2 separate regions of the Homo sapiens genome follow, and region 2 is linked to region 1. A link is a contact called in ENCODE Hi-C data. All regions are on one chromosome and are shown on one strand. Each heading gives the region's core, a stretch centred on a gene start or an enhancer-like site at or near the end of the contact. The rest is flanking DNA. Distances are from core to core; before and after follow the strand shown.

Region 1 (7,047 bases), core at 2,301-4,800:
AAACTCGCATCAAAATAGAATCAAGATTATTGTAAAAGGGACCTCAAACGTAGATTTCTTAAAAAAAAATGTTTTTTATTTTCAAGATGGAATCTTGCTGTGTTGCTCAGGCTGGTCTCAAACTCTTGGCCTCAAGCTGTCCTCCTCACCTTAGCCTCCTGAAGTGTTGAGATTACAGGCATGAGCCACTGCACCTGGCCAAAACATGTATTAAGAAAAGTTTGGTTTATGAGATATATGAAGGAATTAAGTTCAGACTTGAAAATTCATACTTCAGTGAGACTACAGTGTACTTAAAAATTACCAAGAAAAGGGCTTATGTCTTTTTTTAAATAAATAGAACCCTCTGTAATGTCTTCTTTCTTTTTTTCCCTTCAGATTTAAAATTGAGTTGAATTTATTTATGCTTTTTAATTTTTTTAAAGAAATGCTTCTCTAGCCAGTTCTAACTAGGTTTTTTCCTTGCTTAAAGTCCTTCAGTTACTGCCTTCAGAATAATTTCTAACCACTTAGTCTCTTAAAAATACTTTATGGGCCGGGTGCAGTGGCTCATGCCTGTAATCCCAGCACTTTGGGAGGCTGAGGTGGGTGGATCACGAGGTCAGGAGTTCGAGACCAGCCTGACCAACATGGTGAAACCCCATCTCTACTAAAAATACAAAAATTAGCTGGGCATGGTGGCGCACTCCTGTAATCCCAGCTACTCCAGAGGCTGAGGCAGGAGAATCGCTGGAACCCAGGAAGTGGAGGTTACAGTGAGCTGAGATTGTGCAACTGCACTCCAGCCTGGGCGACAGAGCAAGACTCCGTCTGAAAAAAAAAAAAAATCAAAAACCTTTATGATTTTGGCCTTGGCATTTTCCTCTGCTGCATCCCATGTTCCTGTCTTAGGGCACTGGTTGTAGTTCCCTAGTTATCCCATGATTGAGTCTGGAATGTCCCACCTCTTCTCCTTTGCCTGGTTAACTCCCACATGCCGTAAGACTCACCTTGAGTGTCTTCTCTACAAGGCCTGCCTGACCCTGACAGCTTGCTTGGATAATCCTGACATCCTTCCTGTGAACTCATGTAGTAGCAGTACCCAGTGATGGTGTCTGTCATCATACTTGCTTCCTTATATTGTAAAAGTCTGTTTCTGTATGTCTCCTCTGGGAATAACTTAAGCTATCGGAATTGCCTTAGTTCTTTTTGTATTCCCAGCAGCTCTGTGGTAGACATATCAGTAATGCTGAAAAACAAAACAAAACAAACAAAAACGAGTTAATGAATGAGCTGGAGAAGATAAAGAGACAGGAGTCTAGGTTAGCCCACAGTGTTTTGGCTGGGGTGTGGATTGGTGCTCTGAATAGACCATACCAGCACTCTTTTCTCCCTCCCCTTCTCTCTGAACTTTGAGTAGCTGTGACTTTTTATTAAAATGAAATGAAATAAAGAAACTAGAAACTTAACTTTCTTGCAGACTCTTTGGACACTTAATTTATGTCTAGGTGTTTCCTGCCTTGTTGAGGACAAGGATGTCTTTTCACCAAAGATAAAGAGCTCTGCTCTCTTCTTCCGTTGGAATATTTTCTAATTCTTTTTCAGTTTTGACTCTGTAGTTTTTCATAAGCAGTAGGAGCATGATCATGAGACTTAGGAGGAGCAAACTTTGTCCCAGTATAGTTTAAGAAATCTCATATCTTTATACAAAATATGTTTGCAGCTGAACTTTACATACCATCTTGGTGCTGAGACAGTCAGATAGGTCCTCCTGTGTGTATAGTGCCTACAAATCCCAGGAATATGAAAATTGTATAGATTCCTAGTTGCTGGCTAGAGAAGTGAGAGTTGAAATGTTCTAAGATATAAGGAAATGCAGGTTTTGCCTTAGTTATATATAAAGTTGTCATCATAGAGCCTAGTGCTGAAGAGCAAAGGAGAAGAAATATTAACCACATCAGCTTAGAATTTAGAGTCCTATTTAAGCAAAGAGTTTAGAATAACTCCCTCAATTCTTGATTAAATCTATATTGATCATAACTAAGTTAATAATAAGTAACAGTTTCTTTGTGTGGTGGTGAGAAGATGCATCTGTGATGCTGAATTTGGAATATCATGGGATATGTAGCTAACACTGTCTAATAGGCAATTGGTTATATATCTCATGCTCAGCAGAGAGGTCTGGCCTGGAGTAGAGCTCTGGTGTCATCAGTAGAGAGACTGATATATAGCAGCAGAGGAGTCTGTCTAAAGAAGGTGTGTTGGGGGCCTTGTCCATTCTTTCCCACTTAAAAGTGCAGTTTTTCGGATGTGGTGGCTCATGTCTATAATTCTACCACTTTGGGAGGCCGAAGTGGGAGGATTGCTTGAGACTGGGAGTTCAAGACCAGCATGAGCAACATAGGGAGACCCTGTCTCTACAAAAAATTAAAAAATTAGCTAGGTGTCATGGTATGTGCCTGTAGTCCCAGCTTCTTGGGAGGCTGAGCTGGGAGGATTGCTTGAGCAAAGGAGTTTGAGGTTATAGTGAGCTATGATTGTGCCACTATACTCTGGCCTGGGAGTCAAAGTGAGACTCTGTCTTTTAAAAAAAAAAAAAAAAAGGACAGCTTTTTTGAAAGGTAAATAAATGCCCAATGAATACTGGAGGAAAGTAAAATTTAACTTGTTATTTGCTGCCTGACTTAAGTATAATATGTGAGGTATTTTTCTTGTCAACATAAAATAATATCATTTCCATTCTTAATAAATCTGTTTTTAAAGCCTCTTAGTATAGACCATCTTTATGACACTTTAGCATTCTTTAGTTGGAATATGGATTTTCACAGATTCAGGTTTCTGAAAACAAAATTTAACTGCTGTCAATTATATAATTTCATTTTGAAAGCCTATAGTCAGTATTAATTAGATTTTCATTTATTTGGTCATATTTTTATATAAAAAACTTTATAATTAAAGTTTTTTTTATAGAACATCGTAGATAGCTTTATCAGCATAACATTATGTTATTCCTGCTTTTAATTTTTCTTATTCTTTGGATAGTATTTCCATAAAGTCATAGTTTTACATGTAAGTGTGCCAGAGAAAGTACATTTGTTTCTAGTATATGTTTATGTTTGTTAAAAGACATTCACACAGAGTTTGGCATGATTTTATAGTCTGTGCTCAAAAGAGCAAGAGAGAAATTGCAAGATAGTGCAGGTCAGAATTGAAATAATTTGGCAGAGTTTGGTGAGAAAGCTTGCTTAGCAGCTGCCTAGGTTAACTTTGCACCATCCATTCAAAGCATAGTTCAGTTCTGAGATATAAAAATATATAACCAATTAAATTTAGTTTCCCAGAGGTAAATTTTAAAATGTAAAATATAACTTTGATTTACCTTGTAAGTACATTGAAACATCTTGTTATTAAGTACAAGGATAGTTTTATATTTATGAGGCAGTGGCTTTTATATACTTCCTTTTTTCCTTCCTTTCTTAATTTTACGTTTTTGAAATCTTAATTTGCATTGACGTTTATGCTTGGTAAAAAAAAAAATCTCAAAGGTACAAGTATTATGCTTCGTTTCTTGTGTACGTGGGGAGGTGGGTAGGAGGGGGAGGAAGGCAGTGAGTTTTCCAAGAAGTAAAGTAACAGACTAAATTTCTGTTGCTAAACATCGATTGTGTCCTACTAACCTAATTATACATTAAATAGACTCTTGTTATGACTAACTCAGGTCCTAAGAATGCAGTCAGGGCCTAAGTGGGGCTTAGTGAAAAAGTTCATTGCAGAGGACATCAGAAGACCTGAGCTAGAGTCAGTCATTGCTTTACCACTGAGATCAGGGCCTCAGTTTCCTTGTCCAGTTTTCAGCAGCATCAAGAGGAATAATGGATAGGAAAGCATTGTGTTTTTTTTTGTTTTTGTTTTTTGTTGTTTTTTTTGGGGGGGGACAGGGTCTTGCTCTGTCACCCAGGCTGGAGCATTGTGGCAGGATCATGGCTCACTGCAGCCTCAACCTCCTGGGCTCAAGTGATCCTCCCACCTTACTGACCAAGTAGCTAGGACCACAGGTGTGAACCACCTTACTGGGCTAATATTTTAATTTTTTGTACAGATGGGGGTCTCATTGTGTTGTTTAGGCTGGTCTCAAACTCTGAGACTCAAGTGAGCCTCCCACCGTGGCTTCCCAAAGTTCTAGGATTACAGGCATGAGGCACTGTACCGTGCCTGTTAGGAAAGCTTTTAAAACTACTTTATGGTTTATTGTAAACTGTAGTATGTAAATAAGAGAGGATTTTGAAAGTTCAGGAATAATCAATGCATAGAACAGTGTCTGTAATAGAGTAGGTATGCAAAAAATATTTGTTAAATGAATAAATATGAGCAGTTGATAAGTCTTTCTATAAGGATTAAATGTAAAACCATGTGTTAATTTTGAAAATTCCATTAAATTTTTCTTTTATTTAAATGTGTTTTTCATTTTTTGTGTGTGATTTTTCTGTTATTGAGTACTTGTTACAGACCAAAGGCTTTTAAAAACAAATGACCTTACCATAAATAATTCATACTAATGAAAGTATTTCCAAGTACTAGCCTGTATTCCATAAGGCCTTATCAACTTCGTTATGATAAAATTCATACTATGAATTATTTAGTACAAGGAATTCAGTAGAATGTTTTTTAAATCTGGTTTTGAAGATGGGGCCAAGCTATTTATCTTAGCTCTTTAAATCAGTTTGGTTGTCATGATTTTTCTAGTATTACAGCTGAATGATTAGCTTAGTGAGCATGTGCTTTTGCCAGACTTTAGTTGTTGCTATGTGACTAACTGAATGACATATAAAAACATGAGGGGAATTTGTAATAGCATTCTGTGTCCACAGTTAACCTAAACAAATACAAAGTCTATCAAAAGCTTTTTGGACATACTTTAAAAGGGCCGAATAAGTATCATTTGTCTTTCACATGCTTGTAGGGAAACTCTTCGGTAAAGATAAGCAGAAGAAATAATACTATCTTGCATTTGTGTGCTGCTTAAAACTCTTGAGAACTGTTCTTCCAGCCATTCTTTTACAGTAGAAAGTGCCCTGATTTGATTTGTTGTTTCAGAGATAATGATGTGAGACCTTGCTCTGTCTTCTCATGCTATGTACTCATTATGAACCTTCCTTTAGAGGGGAGGGAACTGAGACACAGGGCGGATATGTTGTCTTTAATCGAAAGCAGGTGCTCATGTGAATTTAAACTAAGGTTTCCTGATGGTTAGACCTGTAGTCTTTTAATCTCTTGTTTTGTTTTCTAACTGTGTTTAGTTATTCAACAAATATTTATTGGATCTTCATGTGTGCCGAAGGTATAAAAATGAAGAGCAAATAGATTCAGCCCTTGAGTAGTAGTTGCTAATACATAGGTAATGGGTAGGGCCTAAGGTGGACAGACAACTGATTCATTTAAATACATGAGACAAATGCTTAAAATACGTATTTTAAAAAAGGCTACCTGAGTACCAAGCAAGGTTGACCAGGCTGACTAGCTGGGTTGAGTATTTCAGTATGATGCCATTGTCTGTGTCAGAGGCACATAGGTATTAAATAACTTGGCATTTGGAGGAAGTATAAGTGGTTCACATTAAGGCCAGAGTATGGTACTTATGTGGGGGAAAGTAGCTGGCAAGTAAGGAGTGAGGTTGAGGAGATTATGTTTTATTCATTAAAGAGTTTTAAGCAGGCTTATGACATAGATTTTCATCTTAGATTTATCATATATATATATATATAATGGGTATGTAGAATAAGAATTTCATTACTAACATCAGGAAGAGCAGTTAGTAGATTTTAATAGTAGCAAGGATCATGAGGGTCTGGGATAAACAGAGTGATGATGTTTGTGAGGCAGAATTAGTAGGAGTTGAGGACTTACGTAGAGGTAAGGGAGTAAAAGTTTCTGGTATGACCTAGGGACCGTAGGGGATGACGGATAACAATGTAGGGGGTGACTGGATGAAAATGCCATTCACTAAGAAAGGAAATACAGAGTAGAAACAGTTTAGAGTGTTCAAGATTTTAGACATGTTAGGTTTAGGATATTAGGCAGAAAGATGCAATATAATTGGAAATGAGATTCTGGAGCTACAGGTTTATAAATCGTCAGTATGTAGGAGGCAGGTTATGTCCAGCTGAAAATGTGTGATTATTGATTTAAATAACCAAGGGACTTACCATTAAAGGAAACTTAAACAAGAGAATCAGCAGACTTGTTTATTGATCACAGAGCAAAAGACTCATTTTGTGTAGAAACGATAAAAGTAGATAAAATAATTTCCTTATTATGCTCTTTATGTAGTGATTCACATTGCTAGCTTGATTTACTTCAAGCAAGTACTATATTAAGTAGTAGTAGGTAAACACACAGTTCTGAACCAATAATTGATGAAAGTAAATTACTGTTCTTCAGCCAAGAATTGGAAGGGATCAAAGTGTTCTCTTCAGTATCACAAAATGCCAGAAGTAATGGAACAATTACTTCAGAGACCTAACAAAATCAAAGCAGAGGATTGTGGCTAAAAAAGGGCATACACAGCCAAATTATTGTTCATGTATGATGGCAATAGAATTACTTTTTTTATTTTCAACGTTCAGAGACAATGTATCACATATGAGCTCTTCAAAAATTATTTGAAAATGTACTATTAAGAGTTTGGGAAAGGGACATGTTTGTACAAAATCATTGAGAAAAAGCATTGAAATGCTTTTTTTAAATGTAGAAGCAAGACTAAATACTTGTTTTGCAAGATGGGAAATAGTACAAAATGTCAGAATAACTTAAAAAGGGTATGGTTATAAAACTTATAATCTGAGAACTGGGAATGAAGTGTTGGGGGAAAGGGAAGAGTGATGGCATGATCAGTTCCTCAGCTAACCTCGGGTTGTGTGCCAGAAGAAGGATTTCAGTTTTACTTTGATAATGAACAAAAAGTCTGGTTAAAGGAGGCCTTTAAATAACTTGGAATCACCATTAGTGGAATTAAGATAAGAAAAGATATGTTTGTTTTCTAAATGGCTAGACAAAATCAAGCAAGCAAAC
Region 2 (7,047 bases), core at 1,152-3,651, 2.2 Mb after region 1:
GGAAACCGTGTCCAAGAGTAAAACTTGCATTAGTGGATTTTTCAAAAGCCTGTTGGAGGTATTTGGAGTATTCTTGCAACATACTTGCTTTATCATTTGAAGGTGTTTGGGTGCCTGGGCTCAAATTTTCTTCTTGAACCAATTCTGAGTGTTCTCCTGAGGTGTGTAAATCCACTCGTGGTTCTGCAATATTGAAAGGATCCTCTTTCTGGCTTTCTGATTTGTTGGAGTATTGATCCAAAATACTTTGTAAAACCTCATCAGGAATTCCAGACTTGTCATGACAAGATTTAATTTCAGCATTTAGAGCTGAGGAGTCAATAAGTGACAATGGTGCCTCATTGTCCAAAACACTGACACCTGCAGACTGAATGACAGACTGTTGGGAGACCATGTGTCCTACGTTTATAGAAAAGGCACTGTTGCTGCTGGCAGTTGGTAAATATCTTCTTTTCTTTGAAAACTGCATGGCATCATCATAATTACTACTTATCTGACCTTGTTTGCCACTTGTACTTTGGAGAAGACCAATGGTCTCCACACTATTATTTGATACTATGCCAAGTGAGCCACTTGGTTTTCCAGACAAGGATTTCTGTCCTACTATGTCTGGTAATGGTGACACAAAGTTAAGGTAGTTTTTATCTGTATTCTTTCTGCTTCCTTTCTTAAAGATCAATTTTGGCACCCTCTTCTGCAGTTCATCTATTCCAGTGCCAATTATGCCTCCACTGGAAGACACGGTAGGCATTTCTACTGAGTAACTCTGCATGTTTATATTATTTGAAATTTGCGATTCATTTGTTTTACCGGTCTTCTGTTCCTTATTTTCAATAGCTATGCTTTTTGACTTTGTTTTTCTCCTTGAAGAACTTGTATTTCCCTGAGACAACACAGCCAGATTACCCATATTGGTATGGTTTGATGACCCAGGTTCTGCACTAGTGGCTCCTTTAACTATGACTTCACCACATGTGCGCCTGTGCTTCAACAATCTATCAGTCCTTGAAAAATACTGTTGGCAAGTGTCACACTTATATGGCTTTTCTCCACTATGTGTCCTCTTGTGTCTCTCCATATGGTACTTCTGAATAAACTTCATGCTGCACTGATCACATCCAAATGGCTTCTCTCTACTATGAATTTTCTCATGTCTCTGTAGTAGGTATTTCTGAATGAAACCCATACTACACTGGCTGCACTGGAAAGGTCTTTCTCCTGTATGAATGAGGACATGTCTCCGCAGGTGATAGGAGCTTCGGAAAGCAGCACTACAGTGATCACAGATATGAGGTTTCTGACTTGGGGAGAGGATGGCACCTTCTCCATCTCCAACCAAAGAAGGTTTGGAAGATGCACTTGGCTTCCTCTTGGCTTTGATTCCCTGAGATTCTGGCTTTGGCCTTTTTGCCTTTTTGACATTAGTGTCCTGCTTTGGCTCCTCAGTGCCATGGTGGTCATCAGTCCTGCTACTGCTGCTGAGTAATACGTCACGGTGGTGCTGGGCTGGTTGCTGCTGGACATGCTGGTGGAGAATACTGAGGTCCTGGATGACGCCGTGACTCCCCCCTTCACCGCCTCCTAGGCCTGGAGACCTCTCTTCAGCTCCAGCGAACAGCCCCCCATAGTGGTGGTGGTGATGGTGGTGGTGGGACTGCTGCTCCTCAGGATCCGCGGGTTTCTCCTGTTTGATGCTAACCAAAGACTGCAAGAACCCCCAGGAGGTCCTCTGCGAGGGGAAGGCCGCGGCTGACGCCGCCGGCTCCTTCTTGAAAGTCATGTCCGGGGCTGGCGGAGGGGGGGGCTCAGCGGCCGGGGCTGCGGAGGTAGAGGAGGATAACACGCATTGCGGGGGAGGGGCGGCCGACCCCGCCGGCCGGGTGAAGCTGGTGACCGGGGGAAGACGGTGGTTGAACATAACCATACCCTGGGGAAAGGTGGGTTCCATCTCTGCCCTCCTGCCGCTGCTGCCGCCGCCGCCGCCGCCGCCACTACCACCGCCGCCGGAGCCGCTACCACCGCTACTGCCGGTACCTCCGCCGCCACTCAGGAACCCACTGCCGATTTTCATACCCCGGAGGAGGCCTGGCTGAAGAAAGGAGGAGGAAGAGGGAAGAGGGAGGAAAGGAGGTGGAACCGGGCCCCGGGCCGGGACCACCGCAGCGCTAAGGACCCCGCCGCGCCGCCGCCCAGACCGCAACGCGCCCAGCACTAATTCCCAGCCCAGTCGCCTCCGGCACCGGCACGCATGGTCCTGCGACTCTTCCCCAGGCCTCGCCCTCTCCCTCCTGGACCCACCGGCAATACTTACGGGTCCCGCCGCCGCCGCAGCCGCCGTCGCCTCCAGTTAATAAAAATAACGCCGTCCTCTCCACAATGGAATTAAAAGCCTCCCGTGTACTGCGCAGCCGCGGCGCAGTGTCTGCTGGGAACTCCTCGACCCGGCCAGAGGGGAGGGCTAAGGAGCCAGGGCGCCTGCGCCGCAGCTTCCGCCCGGCCTGCCTGTCAATCACTGGGGCCGTTGGGCGGAGGCGGGGGAGCAAGGGCAGGGGAGGCGGGGATTTGGAGCCCTGCTAAAAAGGGGCTTTCGAGGCGAACAGGCGTGATTGGTGGGCTGCACTGAAGGAGATGAAAGTGGTTGAGGGTTTCTGGGGGAAAGACGCTCAGGAGGTGGAACCCAAGGGGCGGGAAGTTACGGGGGACTGTACTACAGCGTGGCGTGGGAGATGCAGAGAAAGGGGCTGGAAGAGAAGGTGAGGGAAACTGAGGATTCAATGTTAGGGCTTTCTTCACTCTAGGTTTTGCAATCCAGGTCTTGAAATAAAATTCAAACCTAGAAGTGGATCATTGAGGGCACTTTTGATTCTATCAAGAAGCATTCAACTCCAAATGCTCAACATTTATTAAAACAGGTGCTTATGTTATCCCTTTGAATTTGGAAGCACTAATAATGGGCGCATATCCTTTGCATTTATGGGAGGAGCCTGCTTTGAAACCGCAATTAGTGGTACCGTTGCAACAAAAAAAAAAAAAAGAAAAAGAAAAAAACTTGTCTTACTGCCAACCTTCCTGAAGGCTACTGGAAGAGGAAACCGAGCGTAATCCAGGTGCAGCAGTCCTGTAAAACACGCCCACACACATACTTCATTATCATTACATCTTATTTAAATGCCCCCGTACCTTAGCCTGGCTAATCAGTCTGTTTGCCACGTTATGAATGCCTGGCCCTTTATATTGTTTATGAAAAATTAACCACCAGGCCATTCTAAGAGCTCTGCTAGGATCAACTCTTTCCTCGCCAGTACAGAATACCGAGAAACTCATTGCAAATTTAGAAATTTTTCTTGTAAGGGAAAATTATGAAGTAAAATCTTAAAATCAAAGTTATATCAACAAAATCAAACAACAAATATTTATTCAGTGTCTAATGTACACAAGGCACTCGATTTCATGTTAAGCATGCAGAAATCTAAACCAGACACTTTCCTAGCAAAGGATATTTATAAATGAGAAATTTTAAATAAAAGAACTAGAACTATGACAACAGCTTATTTACATAGTATGTTTTCTTAATGAAGTTACATGTACATCACAATGTTTCTAGCTAAATAACTTCTCATAATTAAATAATAAATTCTCTGGGAAATTTCACAATCGAAACCATAGGGATTATTTACTAATACTTATGGACCTCTCTCAGCCTGCCCTAAAAATTTTACAGACAATATTTAATGAGAATTTTGAGATAAGAAGAAATTGCTTTTTTTCTAATCCCATGAAACAACATGTAAGTATTCCACCACTTAAACTGACACTTTAATACTGTCAAGTATAGTTGTGATATTGTGAAATATATATTTGGACTTTGAACCGTTTTGTGGCATACAACTGCTAAAAATCCTTGGAATCTGCAAAGTAATAAATGTCTTTTTGTATGCTAATGAAGCGACTGATGATGGCTGGCAACCCCTAGGTAGCTTCAGGATGGGGGCTGGTCACCGGAAAGACCAAGGCAGGATTAGAGTTTGGGACTTTCAGTCCCACCCCCCGACCTCCGGGGAGGAGAGAGGGATTGAAGGTTAAGTTGATCTTCAATGGCCAATGATTTAATCAATCATGCCTGTGTAATGAAGCCTTCATAAAAACCTAAAAAAGGACGGGGTTTGGAGAGCTTCCTGTAAGCGAACCCGTGAAGGTTCCAGGAGGATGGCGCACCCGGAAAGGGCGTGGAAGCTCCGCGCCCCTTCCCACAGACTTTCCCCCATCCATCTCTTCATCTGGTGTTCATCGATAGCCTTTGTAATGTCCTTAATAGTAAACCGGAAAACGTAAGTGTTTGCCTGGGTTCTATGAGCTGCTCTAGCAAATTAATCAAGCCCAAGGAAGGGGTCATGGGAACCCCGATTTACAGCTGGTCAGTCAGAAGCACAGGTAAAACTACCTGGGGCTTGTGATTGGCATCTGAAATGCGGCCGGCCAGTCTTGTAGGCCTGGGCTCTTAATCTGGGGGATCTGATGCTGTCTCCAGGTAGGTAGTGTCAGAATTGAATTGGAGGACACCCCAGTGGTGTCTGCTGCAGAATTGATTGCTTGCTCGGTGTGTGGGGAGAAACCCCTACACATTTGGTCGCAGAAATCTTCTGTGTTGATTGTTGAGTGAGAGTATAGGAGAGGCTGAGTTGTTTTTTTGTTTTTGTTTTTGTTTTTTTCTACAATAGCTAAGTGTTAAAGACTGAAAGTTCAAAAACTTAAGGCAGTCGTAAAATATTAGTCAACGCCTGTGAGAAATGAGGCTGTCCCTTTATTCAGGGTGTCAGTGTTTAATGGTAAGCTGGGATGCATATAAGCTAGTCCAAGCATGAAGGGCAGTAGGACACTCATATGAAAAGCCAACTTTGTTCCTCAGTTATCAAGATAAGAAACCTGTCATTTCTCTCATTCACTCTGTCAGCCTTGAGATACTCCAAGCAGACTTACCTCTGTGTTGTACACCCCATATATCAGGAAGATGAAGAGACCCTGTAAAATAAAATGGAGGGGAAAAGCTGTTAACGCTAATCATTTCAGCAGTAGAAATACCTGAAATAAACTTTCCTGGGAACAGACAAAAGAAGACACACTTCATCAAGGTCAATTTATTTTCCTATTTTTCAACATTAGAAGGTGTACCTTGAGCATTTATATGATAACATAGCAAGCACATCACTTATAATGGTTGTGCTATTCAATTCTTTAGAAGTACAAAATAAAAATACCATCCCAAGTACAAAGAATATTAATTAGAAAAATCAATATACCAGTTCTGAAAGATAGCTGGGTAATGAAAAAATTAAACTCAGGAAATGTTATTAAAGTAATCATAGAAATAACACTAAGCATCAGTATTTCCAAGCACTGTTTTAGACTGTAGCAACTAGAATATATTTGTTACAATCTTCAACAGGGTTAAAATTAAAAAAAAAAAATTATAAAGCAGCTAAAAGAATAAACTTAAGGTAATAAGTATGAATAGGTTTTGAAATAATACTTGAAATACCAGCTCGAGATAAAATTTCACATTACCATCTGTTGTGAACTGCATACATTTTTATTGTAATCTATATATGTAACAAATATTCCAAAGATGTTGATTAGTCTTTAGCTTTAGAAAATGCTTAATTAATTAGAAAATATAAATTCACTTTTAACTCTAAAATCTTAACTTTTAAAAGAAAATAAAACTATATGCTTTAAACTTAGAGAAAACAGACAGCAAAAAATTTTCACTTCAGTGAGGAAATAAAAATCTACATTGTAGTATTCTTGTTAGGTACTAACAAGCCAAATATTAAATAGGAGTCTGTACTAAATCTAGAAATGGTTCAAATAGTTAAGTAATATGATTCTTTCAAAAGTAAAATATTAAAGGAATATTTTAATATTTGTTTATCTCTGAATGCTTAGATTTTACAGATAATGGAAACAATCCCAGAACAAAGAGATTGTATAAAACTAGTGATTCTTGTTTTTATTTAGTTTCTTTTTAAATAGACTTTGTTTTTTACAGCAATTTTAGTTTTACAGAAAAATTGATAAGATAGTACTCAGGCTGGGCACGGTGGCTCTTGCCAGTATTCCCAGCACTTTTGGAGGCCGAGGCGGGCAGATCACCTGAGGTCAGGAGTTCAAGACCAGCCTGGCCAACATGGTGAAACCTCGTCGTTACTAAAAATAAAAAATTTGCCGGGCGTGGTAGCACATGCCTGTAATCCCAGCTACTAGGAAGGCTGAGGCAGGAGAATCACTTGAACCCGGGAGGCGGAGGTTGCAGTGAGCAGAGATTGCACCACCGCATACCAGTCTGGGCCACAAGAGTGAAACTCCGTCTCAAAAAAAAAACAACAAAGAAAGATAGTACTAACAGTTTGCATATATCCGATACATCCCCAGTTTCCTCTATTTTTAACATTTTACATTAGTATGGTATATTCATTATAACAAATCTAATTCAATACTACTACCTTTATAATTTCTGAAACTAAAACTGTTGCAATACATACATTTGTTTTAATAAGAATGATTAATGAAGAGTTATGAACAATAAACAATTTCCATTTTGATAATAAACTTTTAAAAATTCAACTATAGCTACACTTTTTTTTACTGTGTATACACGATGTCCCAAAGTTCAATACCAACACTCACTTTCCTCCTTCCAGTAGCCTTGGTCAAGATCCATTTAGTGCAGACTAAATTCAAGCCACTCAGTACTTGAGTTTAGTACTCATTTTATAGGCTACTTGTTTGCTCCAATTCTGGATAATTCTAAATAGTTAAGAAAAAAAAATCTTTTTTCTGATTTATGTAAAAACTCTAAGATAATTAAGAGTCCCTCTTCCCTCAATAATTGTTAATTTTTTATTCCTTATTTTGCTGCATAAATAAAAATTTAAGAGTAAGTCATTCAAATTTTAATTCTATTTATGAGATAGGAATATTTTGCTTTGTACAATAGATGAGTTCCTGAACAAATAAAATTTCCTGAACAAATAAAATTTCCTGAACATT

The links. A loop is a pair of places that touch in the nucleus more often than their neighbours do. Pooled maps may share reads with other maps.
Region 2: a map with no recorded cell type shows a loop between it and region 1 (2.7-fold over the local background). The contact joins the promoter of ZNF281 here to the enhancer-like site in region 1. A Hi-C loop is called at or near these places in 3 of 37 single-sample maps with no recorded cell type and 1 of 50 pooled maps.

Annotation. Positions count from the first base shown.
Region 1 is chr1:198,170,866-198,177,912 of GRCh38, forward strand. All of the region lies in intron 1 of NEK7 (NIMA related kinase 7), which reads left to right. Among named protein-coding and RNA genes, the nearest start is that of NEK7, 17 kb to the left of the region's middle. RefSeq lists a silencer at 5,060-5,119. Within about 2 kb of position 3,551, at least 4 of the 41 ENCODE cell types and tissues checked have a DNase peak (open chromatin) inside an H3K27ac peak, as active enhancers do.
Region 2 is chr1:200,407,635-200,414,681 of GRCh38, forward strand. ZNF281 (zinc finger protein 281) reads right to left here and starts at 2,402. Exons shown (of 2, transcript NM_001281293.2): 1 at 2,312-2,402; 2 at 1-2,089. The coding sequence starts at 2,071. RefSeq lists enhancers at 1,651-2,228, 2,229-2,806, 2,807-3,384, 2,931-2,980, 3,656-4,262 and a silencer at 2,411-2,590.